Regions from separate parts of the Homo sapiens genome. Here region 2 is linked to region 1. The links are chromatin loops, found by intact Hi-C in ENCODE. Cell type or tissue: A673. All regions are shown on one strand. Links, peaks and the distances in the headings refer to the core of each region. The heading gives the core; the rest is flanking DNA.

Region 1 (5,386 bases), core at 95-5,094:
AAATTCTTTGAGGGCAAAGTCTCTACCCCATTTATCTTGTATGTTTCTCCCGGAATCTAGGGCATGGTGGAAATATAATAAATGTTAAGTGAAAGCAAATTTTTCACCTCCTTAGGTACAGTATATGTGCATATCTGTCCTACCTTTGGGCATAATTCCTTATCCCTGTGTTCTATCAAGCCAACAGCTTTCATTTCACCACAAACCCCACAGCCTCAGAGTAGAGCATCCTAACCTTGACAGCAAATATATAACTGCTCTTACTAGACTCTATAAATCCCTTCTCTTTGAGGTTCTAAATCTTTTTTTGGCTAGAGATATTTAACTAAATTGCTAGTCGTTGTGGCAACATTTGCTGAACTACATTTTTGATAATTTTTAATATCTCCCAATATTTATTGTGATATCTATAAATAGCCGGGTCCATATTTTATTATGGTTAGAAGCACCTACCCTTTGATTTATTACCTTCATGTACTAGATCATCAAATTGGCTGGAGTTCACGGTGTTGCAAAGTATTGTGCTGTCCTGGAACTCAGGAAGGGAGATGATTGGTAACAGAAACCATCCTTTAAGATGTCATTGATTAATACACGGCATCTGTCGGCCATGTGTGCAATGGTCATAATGGGTGATGGGGGACGGAAACGGATCTTCAAATCTCAATGTTTTATCCTATGAGATGGGTGCTGGGATGATTGTGTCTTCTTTTAAAATGTGATTACTTTGAGAACACAGCTGAAGAAAACACAAAGTAATTCTATTCTGAAATGGAGTCTTAGCCAAGAAACTTGATTTGGTATCGAGAGTCATTTTCCCAGAGACTGGCTCCCAGATGATCCTCCTCTGTTCACTGGACTATTATGTTTTAAGGGACTGGCTCAGGATGTCACAGTGTCTGTCTCCCCTGCCTTTGATACCTGTGGTCTGGAAGGGTGACTGCATCTTCCAAGCTTCTGTAATTTTTAGCCAGGAAGATTCAGGGTTACAGTGGCCTCATCTGTATAAACAGCTGCAGTGATAGTCACAGAACACCTGAGTGCTTTTATCAGCTTTGTCACTGACCAGCTGTTTCATTGTGGGGAAAACACAAGATTTTTCTTAAGCCAATTTCTATTCTAGAAGAATTCCCATGCTAGAAATATCTCCTAGAAAGGTATAAAGGTAGTTACAGTATACTATTCCAGCCAAATATATTTGATCAGAAGAGGTTTTTTAAAATTAAATGTTGCTTGAGATATCTATTTCTTGGGATATTGGTTTAGGAAACACTAACCTATCCAGTTGCCATGGCCCAGCAATAGACCTGAGTTATCAGCTACACATATAAGTCATAATATCGATATTCATAAAACAAACTTAAATTATGAAGGGCTCAGCTATTACAGCCTCAAGGGCCTGGTTACTTATCATTTGGTCTATAGAGCAAAGGGAAGTTCTGTGAATGCCATCCTTTCCAAATATGTTAGAAACTGAAGTTACTGATATGGTTTGGCTGTAGTTTGGCTGTGTTCTCACCCAAATCTCATCTTGACTTGTAGTTCCCATAATCCCCACATGTCATGAGAGGGACCTAGTGGGAGGTAATTGCATCATGGGGGTGGGTTTTCCCATGCTGATCTTGTGATATAAGTTTCATGAGATCTGATGGTTTTATAAAGGGTAGTTCTCCTGCATACTCTCCCTCTTGCCTGCTGCCATGTAAGATGTGGCTTTGCTCCTCCTTCACCTTCTGCCATGATTGTGAGGCCTCCCCAGCCATGTGGAGCTATGAGTCCATTAAACTTCTTTTTCTTTATAAATGACCCAGTCTCGGGTATATTTCATTAGCAGCATGAGAATGGACAAACACAGTTACCACAAGAAAGAGAAAAGCAGAAGAAAAGATAGCAGGAACTTTTAAAATCATATTTGAAGGAATGAGAGCATGACCACTGATGTATAAGACAATAAAACAGAAGACAGGCCTTGCCAGGATTTAGACAAGCAAATGTTTCTCCATCCTCCTCATGCAAGCTCCCTAGGGGACAAAAACCAAAGCTATACTTCTTTGAAGCTGCAGAATGACACAGTGGATGAGACAAGAGCATTAGATTCAGATGAACCCAGGGGAGAGATGATCTGTGTCTCTTACTGTAGCTGTGTGATACAGGCATGTTTGCGTGTTAGGGAAGTGTGAAAGCAAGCCTCAAGGCAAAAGAATCACCTAGACCAAGACCTAGAGGATGTGGACAAATTAGCCAAGGGAGGAAAAAGTAGAAGTTGCGGGCAAAAGGCACAACACAGTTGAAGACCTGAAAGTAAGAAAGATCATAGCATGTTTGAGACACCGAGATTAGCTCAGCAGGGCAGGAATGCACAGAGGGAGGAAAGTGAGAACAAAGGAAGCTGGGGGAGAGTCAGAGCTAAGAAAATTGGGCTTCATCCCGTTAAAAGAAAAACTTCAGGCCAGGTGCAGTGGCTCATGCCTGTAACCCCAACAATTTGGGAGGTCGAGGCAGGCAGATTGCTTGAGCTCAGGAGTTCAAGACCACCCTGGGCAACATGGTGAAACCCCATCTCTACTAAAATACAAAAAATTAGCCAGGTGTGGTGGCAGGCACCTGTAATCCCAGATACTCGATAGGCTGAGGCAGGAGAATTGCTTGAACCCCAGAGGCAGAGGTTGCAGTGTGCCGAGATCGTGCCACTGCGCTCCAACATGGGCTACAGAGTGAGACTCTGTCCCAAAAAAGGAAAACAAAAGAAAAACTTCAGACAAATTAAATTTAACAGAGTTTAACTGAGCAAAGATCAATTCACGAATCAGGCAGCCTCCTGAGCCAGAGTAGGTCCAGAGAAACTCCAGCCTGCCTTATGAGAAAATTTATGGGCAGACAAAAGAAAGTGACAAGTAGCATACAAAAAAAAATGGAAGTGAGATACAGAAACAGCTGGGTGGTTACAGCTCGGCATTGGCCTTATTCAAACCCAGTTTGAACAGTTGGCTATCCTTGATCAGCCAAAACTCAATGATTGGCATAAAAGTAGGTTCCAGTCTGTTTACACATCTAGTTAGGTTATAGTTCACTACATAGGATAAAACATTAGGCCAAATGTAAAATAAGTAAGGAGGCAGCTTTAGGCTAAACTTAATTTAACAGTCCTAACAGTGACAGGTTTCTAAAGTGGAAATGACGTCACTAGGACAGGATAAGAGAAAGAAATGGCTCACTTGTCTACATGGACCATTAGACGCAATGCAAAGGAGAAGAAGTCAAGAATGGTGTCCAGTTTTCTGGATTAGGCAACTGAGTGAATAAAAGCAAAAAGCTGCAATGTAGACAAGGTGTCTAAGAGGCAAAGTTGCAAACAAAGTCCAATATCACTATCTGCTTCCAAAGGAACAGCTGCTGGTGGCTGTAGTAGCAGAAAGAATTTCAGATAAACAAATCATCTTTTTCAGCCGCATGTAAACAACCATAGCTCAGCAATAACCTTAAATAAGAAAAGAAATGCTTGCCACAATACTGTATTGAGTGGCATTCAAATTAAATACTTCAGATAATGGGGTCAGGTTGGATCCTTCTAAGAGACTCCAGCCCAGGCCCAGACATCTAGAAAATATTTGAAGCATTACCGAATATTTTAGAAGCCAAATGTCTGCTTTGCCTTCTTAGCACAAAAGAGTCTAAGAGCCTGGAAAAGTTCAGCTTCACCAGCTAGTGTTGCTATACCCAAAGGGTGGAAGTCACTGAAGGTCAAAGAAAAATTGTAGGCACCAACTGTTAGGTTTAGTAATAGTTCAATTAAGGATGCTGGGAACTTTAAAATAGAACATTGTGTTGGCATCAGTGGTGACTACAATTTCTACAGGGTGTTGCTTTCAATGAGATTTAGGGTCTCTTAAAGACTTTGTTAACTTTTTTTTTAATGTGGCCATTTAAACAGTTTTAAGGTTAGGGGCTTAGAAACCCTTCCTTCTTCCTTTGCAGAAATTCCAGGTGTGTATTTCAAGAGGTAAGTACCTTTGAAAAATGAGAATGAATGTAAAGCCGGCTCACTTCCCATCACTTACATTGCATAAATGTTTTGGGATGAGATCAAATAAAGCTTGATATATGTGGTTCAGGCAATATGCAGAGCCCCAAAACAATTTCTGAAATATATGGCTTCTCTCTTGTCCTTTGCCCATAATCCTACTGTTATGTTTCAGCTTTTGATGTTCCTGAGGCTTAGTTATATTTCTTTCTTTATCTCACTAACGGACCTAAGGTGCCACCGGATTTTTACAATGTGGATTCCTTTTATCACTAACTCTTATCACGAAGCCACATTCAGGCATCACTCATGTCCTGGTTCTGCATGCTTTCCTCCTCTTCACAGCTGCCATCCACAGTGCCTCCAGCTACTGTCACATCAAATTACACTAGCTAAATAGAATGAAGAAGAGTCAGTCCCGAGTCAGAACAACTTCGGTAAAGATGCTTGGCTGTATTTAGTGGACATTTATTAGGTATCAAGTCACACTGAAGGAAACATTCATTTATATCATGTTTAGCAAATCATTGAAAAACAGACATATATATTTCATTGATTTTTGGAAGAATTAAACATGACAGCTTGATGGAAATGCAATATTTAAAAACAATAATATCTGGAGCTTCATACAGTGACTTTTATCCAGTGAGTTTGTAGGTTTCCTTCCCTCACCACACATTCCCACGTGCAAGTTGTATCTACTGTCTCCAATCATCAGACTCATGATAAAGAGAATCTAATTGTAGGATATGAAGATATGTAGCTGTTTCCAGTGCCTCCACAGTAACCTCAATGAAACAATCAACCGTTTAGTAATTCTTGTTCCCTGAAAAACATGAAGCTGGCAATAAATCTACAGGCAGAGGCCAGCTCTACATTAGCAAAATGAAGCAGAGAATTAAAGTAATTATCTAAAAAATTCATCATGAGCCTGGGGTAGGTAGCTAAATTACTTAAATGAATATTTCAGGGGGAAAATGCAGTTTTGGAAAAAGGCCTTTGAAGACTCTCTTGGCTCACTGATTGCATGTAAAACAGGAAAGTCATTGTACCAATGACGTCCACGTATAGATGGAAGGTATCCCCTACTGGAGCCTTACTTTGAGAGTGCAAAACTGTTCAAAAATGTTACTGTGGTTTAAAATTTTTGCCACTTGGCTTTAAAATCAAAAGAGATTGAGGAGGACCAAACAATGATTCGTCCATTGGGGATTTAGTCCTATCGACCATTGTTTCCTGGGTTCCACAGAGTGAAGGCTCAAAGAAACTTCTAGGAGACATTCCTTTCCCTGCGTTCACCTCAAGATCAGCCAAGATCAACACTTACCCCAATTGGCAGAGACAGAGGGAATTTTAAGACTTTCC
Region 2 (5,386 bases), core at 206-5,205, 51 kb after region 1:
GGGACAATGGCTTTTCTAACCAAAGAGTTTGAGTTTGACAGGTTGTTTTATGTCAACAAGATTAAAGCCACAAATAATAGTTTTAGTTATACTAAGTCAATGAAAATACACAGAAGTGTGACTCAACTTTCACTTCACATTGGTAAGATTTATTGACCAAAGATCTAGAAGCTGTCTAAAGCTCTAAGCATTTCAGGCTCTATATGGAATATTCTACAACATTTATAACATCAAAATGTCTCTTCTACTGTACAATAAAGTACTTCCACAGATAGGCTATTTTCTGCTTAATGGTTATTATTAAAATGGAAAGAGATAAAACCAAGATAAAGAAGTGAATACATGTGAAGATCATAAAAGAGAAGATGAAAAGGGAGGAAGAAAAGTTTTGTTTTTTTGTTTGTTTGTGTTTTTTGAGATGGGGTCTCACTCTGTCACCCAGGCTGTAGAGTAGTGATGTGATCACAGCTCACTTCAGCCTCAAACTCCTGGACTCAAGCGATCCTCCTGCCTCAGCCTCCCAAGTAGCTGGACATACGCCACCATGCCCAGCTGATTTTTTTTTTTCCCTACAGACAGGATCTTGCTACATTGCCCAACCTAGTCTCAAATTCCCAGTCTCAAGCAATTATCTTGTCTCAGACTCCCAAAGCACTGGGATTATGGGCGTGAGCACTGCACCATGCTAAGAACATGTTAAGAGGCTCACCAAATCTGAAACTGGAAAAGAGGAAATATACGTAAATACACAAAGATTAGAGTAAATGAAAGGAAGAAATGTACCCACAAGAAACGTTGAAGAGTACTCAAAAAGAAGTTCACTGGGGGGGATGTACGCAGAGTGCGTGAAAGAAGAGAATATGATTAAGTGTCCTTGGTGTTCATGGTGCTTTGTATGCCATCATTTAATTACTGCAACAACTATCTAAAACAGATACCATTCCCACTTTACAGAACAAAATACAACAGAGGCTGAGAGATTGAACAGGAAGGCAGCAAAAAAATTATTTGTGCAGTGAAGCCACAGTTAAGGTTTCAAGTCATCAAAGAAAAGGTGAAGGTTTTGAAGGCCCCTCAATGACTATAGAGATACAGTCGATGGCCAAATTCCAAATAGAAAAAAAAAAAAAAGAAAGAAAGAAAAAGAAAAAGAAAAAAATGGTACTTTAACTATAGATGTAATGTGAAAAGAGAAAATAATTTGGGTTTTTTCCTATGGGCTTACTTTTTGAAAAAATCCAGAAAAAGGGAGAAAATCACCATTCAGAAATTTCCCAATAAAGAGTCTAGGACACAATGCAATTATTGTCATATTTTCTAACACTTGACTACTGTTTTATCAGCTAATGTATGTCAAATAACTTAATGAGGTTTTGTTTTTCTTTTTAGGACAAAGAACCCCTATTTAGACAATCAGAGAGGAATTGCTAAAAGAGAAAGTAGGACTATGCTGCTAGTTTTGAAGTAAGTATTAAATAATGAACTAGATCCTAGTTAAATCCTGTCTAGTCCTGGCCGGGCATGGTGGCTCACGCCTGTAATCCCAGCACTTTGGGAGGCCGAGGCAGGCAGATTGCTTGAGCTCAGGAGTTCGAGACCAGCCTGGCCAATATGGTGAAACCCCAACTCTACTAAAATTACAAATTAGCTGGGCTTGGTGGCAGGTACCTGTAATCCCAGCTACTTGGGAGGCTGAGGCAGGAGAATTGTTTGAACCTGTGAAGAGGAGGTTGCAGTGAGCTGAGATCGTGCCTTTTCACTCCAGCCTAGGTGACAAGAGCAAAATAATTCTGTCTCAAAAAAAAAAAAAACAAAACTCCTGTCTAGTCCATGAGCAAGGTGGCTGTGCTGCTTGGTTATAACACACGGCCATGGTATGGACCTTTCTGCTCAAATTGCTTTTACACGTGTCACTGAGAGTTTCATGTCAAAGCCTCAAGTCCTATTCACATCTGATCACAAGACATAAGTGGGAGTTAAGTCCACAAAGTTTATATGCAATCTAGAAACAAGATGCTATTTTTTAATCTGAAAGGATTCTTAGCACTACAGAAACCCCTTTTCCTTCCCTGCAGGATACAGAAGCAAGCCAGATTGCCTCTAGATTTTAGTTTGCAGATTCTTAATTATAAGCTCTGAATAGGGAAGTGCCGAAGAAACAGGCTTACTGCATAATAAACTAAGAATACCCAGACTTCAATATAAAAATGAAGTGCTCTATAATTGAGTTAAAACCACCAAGTTTTAAAGACATGCCTAATCATCGTGATACAAAATAATTAAGCTCAAGCTTTGGGAATCATTTAAAAATAAAAGCAGTCATTACTGTTTTATATGTTAAATCTTCAGTTTCAGCAGGAGCAACAAACCCTGGAAAGGAAGGACAGGAGATTAAGGACTGAGGACAGAGGAAGAATCAGTTACTTGCAGTGTTTTCAACCCTGACTGCATATGACGTTCAGGTCCCCCACACCAATTATAATAAATCAGAATCTAGGGTGGCGGTAAAGGAAATTGCATAATGGTGTCTTATTTTTCTTTCTTTCTTTTCTTTTTTTTTTTTTTAACACAGGATCTGGCTCTGTCACCCAGGCTGGAGTGCAGTGATGCCATCTCAGCTCACCGCAGCCTCCATCTCCCAGGCTCAAGCGATCCTCCCACCACAGCCTCCCAAGTAGCTGGGACTACAGGTGCATGCTACCACACCCAGCTCATTTTTCTGTGTTTTTCATAGAGATGGGGTTTTTCCATGTTTCCCAGACTGGTCTCAAACTCCTGGGCTCAAGCCATCCATCCACCTTGGCCTCCCAAAATGCTGGGATTACAGGAGTGAGCCACTGTGTCTGGCTGGTGTCTTGTTTTTTCAAATGAGCAGCCACAATGCGGACCTACCGAACTGGCGGGCTTCATTCACCCCCATTTGACAGGAATTTAGGGGTATATGTGGCTCTATTTTAAACATGCTATTTCCCCAATTCCCTCTTTTCCCCCAGTGCTTTGTTTCCAATATCTGTGGAGGCGAATGTTTGAACCTGGGCCTCGGGAAGCAGCCTGGGACTGCAGGAAGAAATCCAAGTCAAGAGAAAGCTCATTGTAGAATAATTTGGAGGTTAGCGTGCAACATTCCTGGGAAAGCCAGTGCCACGAGGCGAGGGGAAGCGGACCCCATTTCCTTGGGGTGGAGCAGAGCAGGACCTGGCGGTCATCAGCTGAGAGGAAGGAGGAAGTGTACAGCCTAAAATATCTTTGCAAAATCAAAAATCCTCTCTCAAGCCAATGCTAGGATCCTAATAATCAATTCTCCTCTTCTAGACTCTCATATTATCTTTGTTTTAATTTTCTAGTTTTAGCTAAATGTTATTTCTATTCCTATAATGTATCCTGTTTATAGTATATACTATATCCTGCTTACTGCTGACCATACTACAGTAATACATACTACTTATAGTGATAAAACAATTATCGCCATTATTACTTTAAGATTGCAAATCTATTTATTTTGGTGAAATATACATACCATAAATGTATCCTTTTAATCGTTAAGTGTACAGTTGTTTGACATTAAGCATATTCATATTGTGCAACCTGCATCTTTATAAGAAAATGCAACCTACATAAAAGTATTTAAGCACTCAGGTGTATACCCCTGTGAAAGTTAGTGGGGGAAAGAGGTAACATAAGACTCTACTTCCCCAGGAATACTGAATCTGCACACAATAAAAGTTTAATAATATAAGTAAAATGCTTACAACCCCGTTAGCTCAAGATTTTACTAATTTAGCTCTTAAAGTTCTGCTTTTCAGGAACATCCTTAGTCTCGGGCAATTTGGGATGTTCGGTTTTTTTCCTTACAATGTTCCAGCCCTGCGCTTAGGATGTCACATGCTTTAGTTGGTGTAACTGTCACCACAATCTTCTTTTCACCAACAAAGGAGCTGAAGGTTAGCAGATTAAGTAATTTGGTCAAATATCAGAAATGAGGGGGAGCCAGAATTTAATGCCAAAAATCTGACTTCAGAACCCAAACTCTTGACTATACTAAACCTAAATTATTACAGAAGAAATGACAAAACAGTGTGAGATTAATTTCAAAATAACCACTGTGAATTCAGAAAAGTGTAAGAGTACTATGGCATGTTGAGCAGAGAAGATTCTAGGAGTAAGAAGACTGGATCTGAAGTTTGAAAAGGAGGCGGTCAACCCTTCCTGCTTGGGGCAGTAGAAGTGAGAAAGAGGGAAAGGTAAAGAAAAATGAGTTTAAATGCACAGGATATGTGCCAGCCAGGCTTGTTAGGCTCATAGAGGTTACTCTATTTGTCATTAATTTGTGTGTATATGTGTGGTAAACATCCAACCAGAAGTTTATGTGTATGTGGTTGATGAGGTATGCTAAAACATCTCTGGAAGAAATTGTAGAGGCAGAAATTCACCCACTTTTGGAAAAGCAAACTCAAATAAAGTAGCATCATTTCTGAAGCAATGACTTTTAGATTTATTGTAAGAGTCATTTTAGCATCTGACAAGTCTCTGGGGAGAGAGAGTGTGCGTGTGCAATGTGTGTGTGTGTGTGTATGTCAGATTAATTTTTCTTTTTCCCATTGCCAATACCAACCTATTTTATCCAGGGCAAATATTTAGTCGCCTTATCTTGTATGATAAATTTCAAGCCTATGTTCAATATCACGTCTCCTAATGTGACTTCAACCACATTCCCACTGAGTGACAACAGCTGCATAGTGATGGCACCTAACAATCTTCAAAGTCACTGTGTACAACGCTGCCTGAAAAAGATCTCCCACCATCAGTATTAGAATAAGCAATGCTGTCACCAATATATGAAAGATTTAGTTGAAAATACAATTAATTCCATGAGATTTTTAACCATTTTCTTCCCCAAATATAAATAACCAGGTTTATAATATTCCTTAAATATTAATGGATTAAAGATTCTTTATTGCCTGTGAACTGCAAAAGGAAACATACATACTTTGTACTTTTTAAACTACATATGCAGACATTACATTTCAGCACTTCATTGATATATTTGACTTAGTTGTCTCAAATGAGAACTTCTAGGCTGGGCACGGTGGCTCATGCCTCCAATCCCAGCATTTTGGGAGGCTGAGGCGGGCGGATCATTTGAGGTCAGGAGTTCGAGACCAGCCTGGCCAACACAGTGAAATCACACCTCTACTAAAATACAAAAATTAGCAGGGCGTAGTGGTGGGCGCCCGTTATCCCAGCTTCTCAGGAGGCTGAGGAGAATCGCTTGAACCCAGGAGGCAGAGGTTGCAGTGAGCCGAGATTGCACCATTGCACTCCAGCCTGGGGTGACAAGAGTGAAACTCAGTCTAAAACAAGAAAAAAAAAAAAAAAAAAAAAAAAA

The links. Peaks named below come from ENCODE experiments on the same cell type or tissue, not always from the same donor. Only the 100,000 strongest peaks of a DNase experiment are listed, where the experiment ranks them.
Region 2: a loop joins it to region 1, with 5 times the contacts of the local background. A loop is called at or near these places in 1 of 110 quality-filtered maps.

What each region holds. Positions count from the first base shown.
Region 1 is chr10:20,739,763-20,745,148 of GRCh38, forward strand. No RefSeq gene overlaps it. Among named protein-coding and RNA genes, the nearest start is that of NEBL, 150 kb to the right of the region's middle. In A673, for the core only: no CTCF peak of the experiment used is centred there; no DNase peak of the experiment used is centred there.
Region 2 is chr10:20,791,007-20,796,392 of GRCh38, forward strand. All of the region lies in intron 26 of NEBL (nebulette), which reads right to left. Among named protein-coding and RNA genes, the nearest start is that of NEBL, 100 kb to the right of the region's middle. In A673, for the core only: no CTCF peak of the experiment used is centred there; a DNase peak (open chromatin) is centred at 2,445.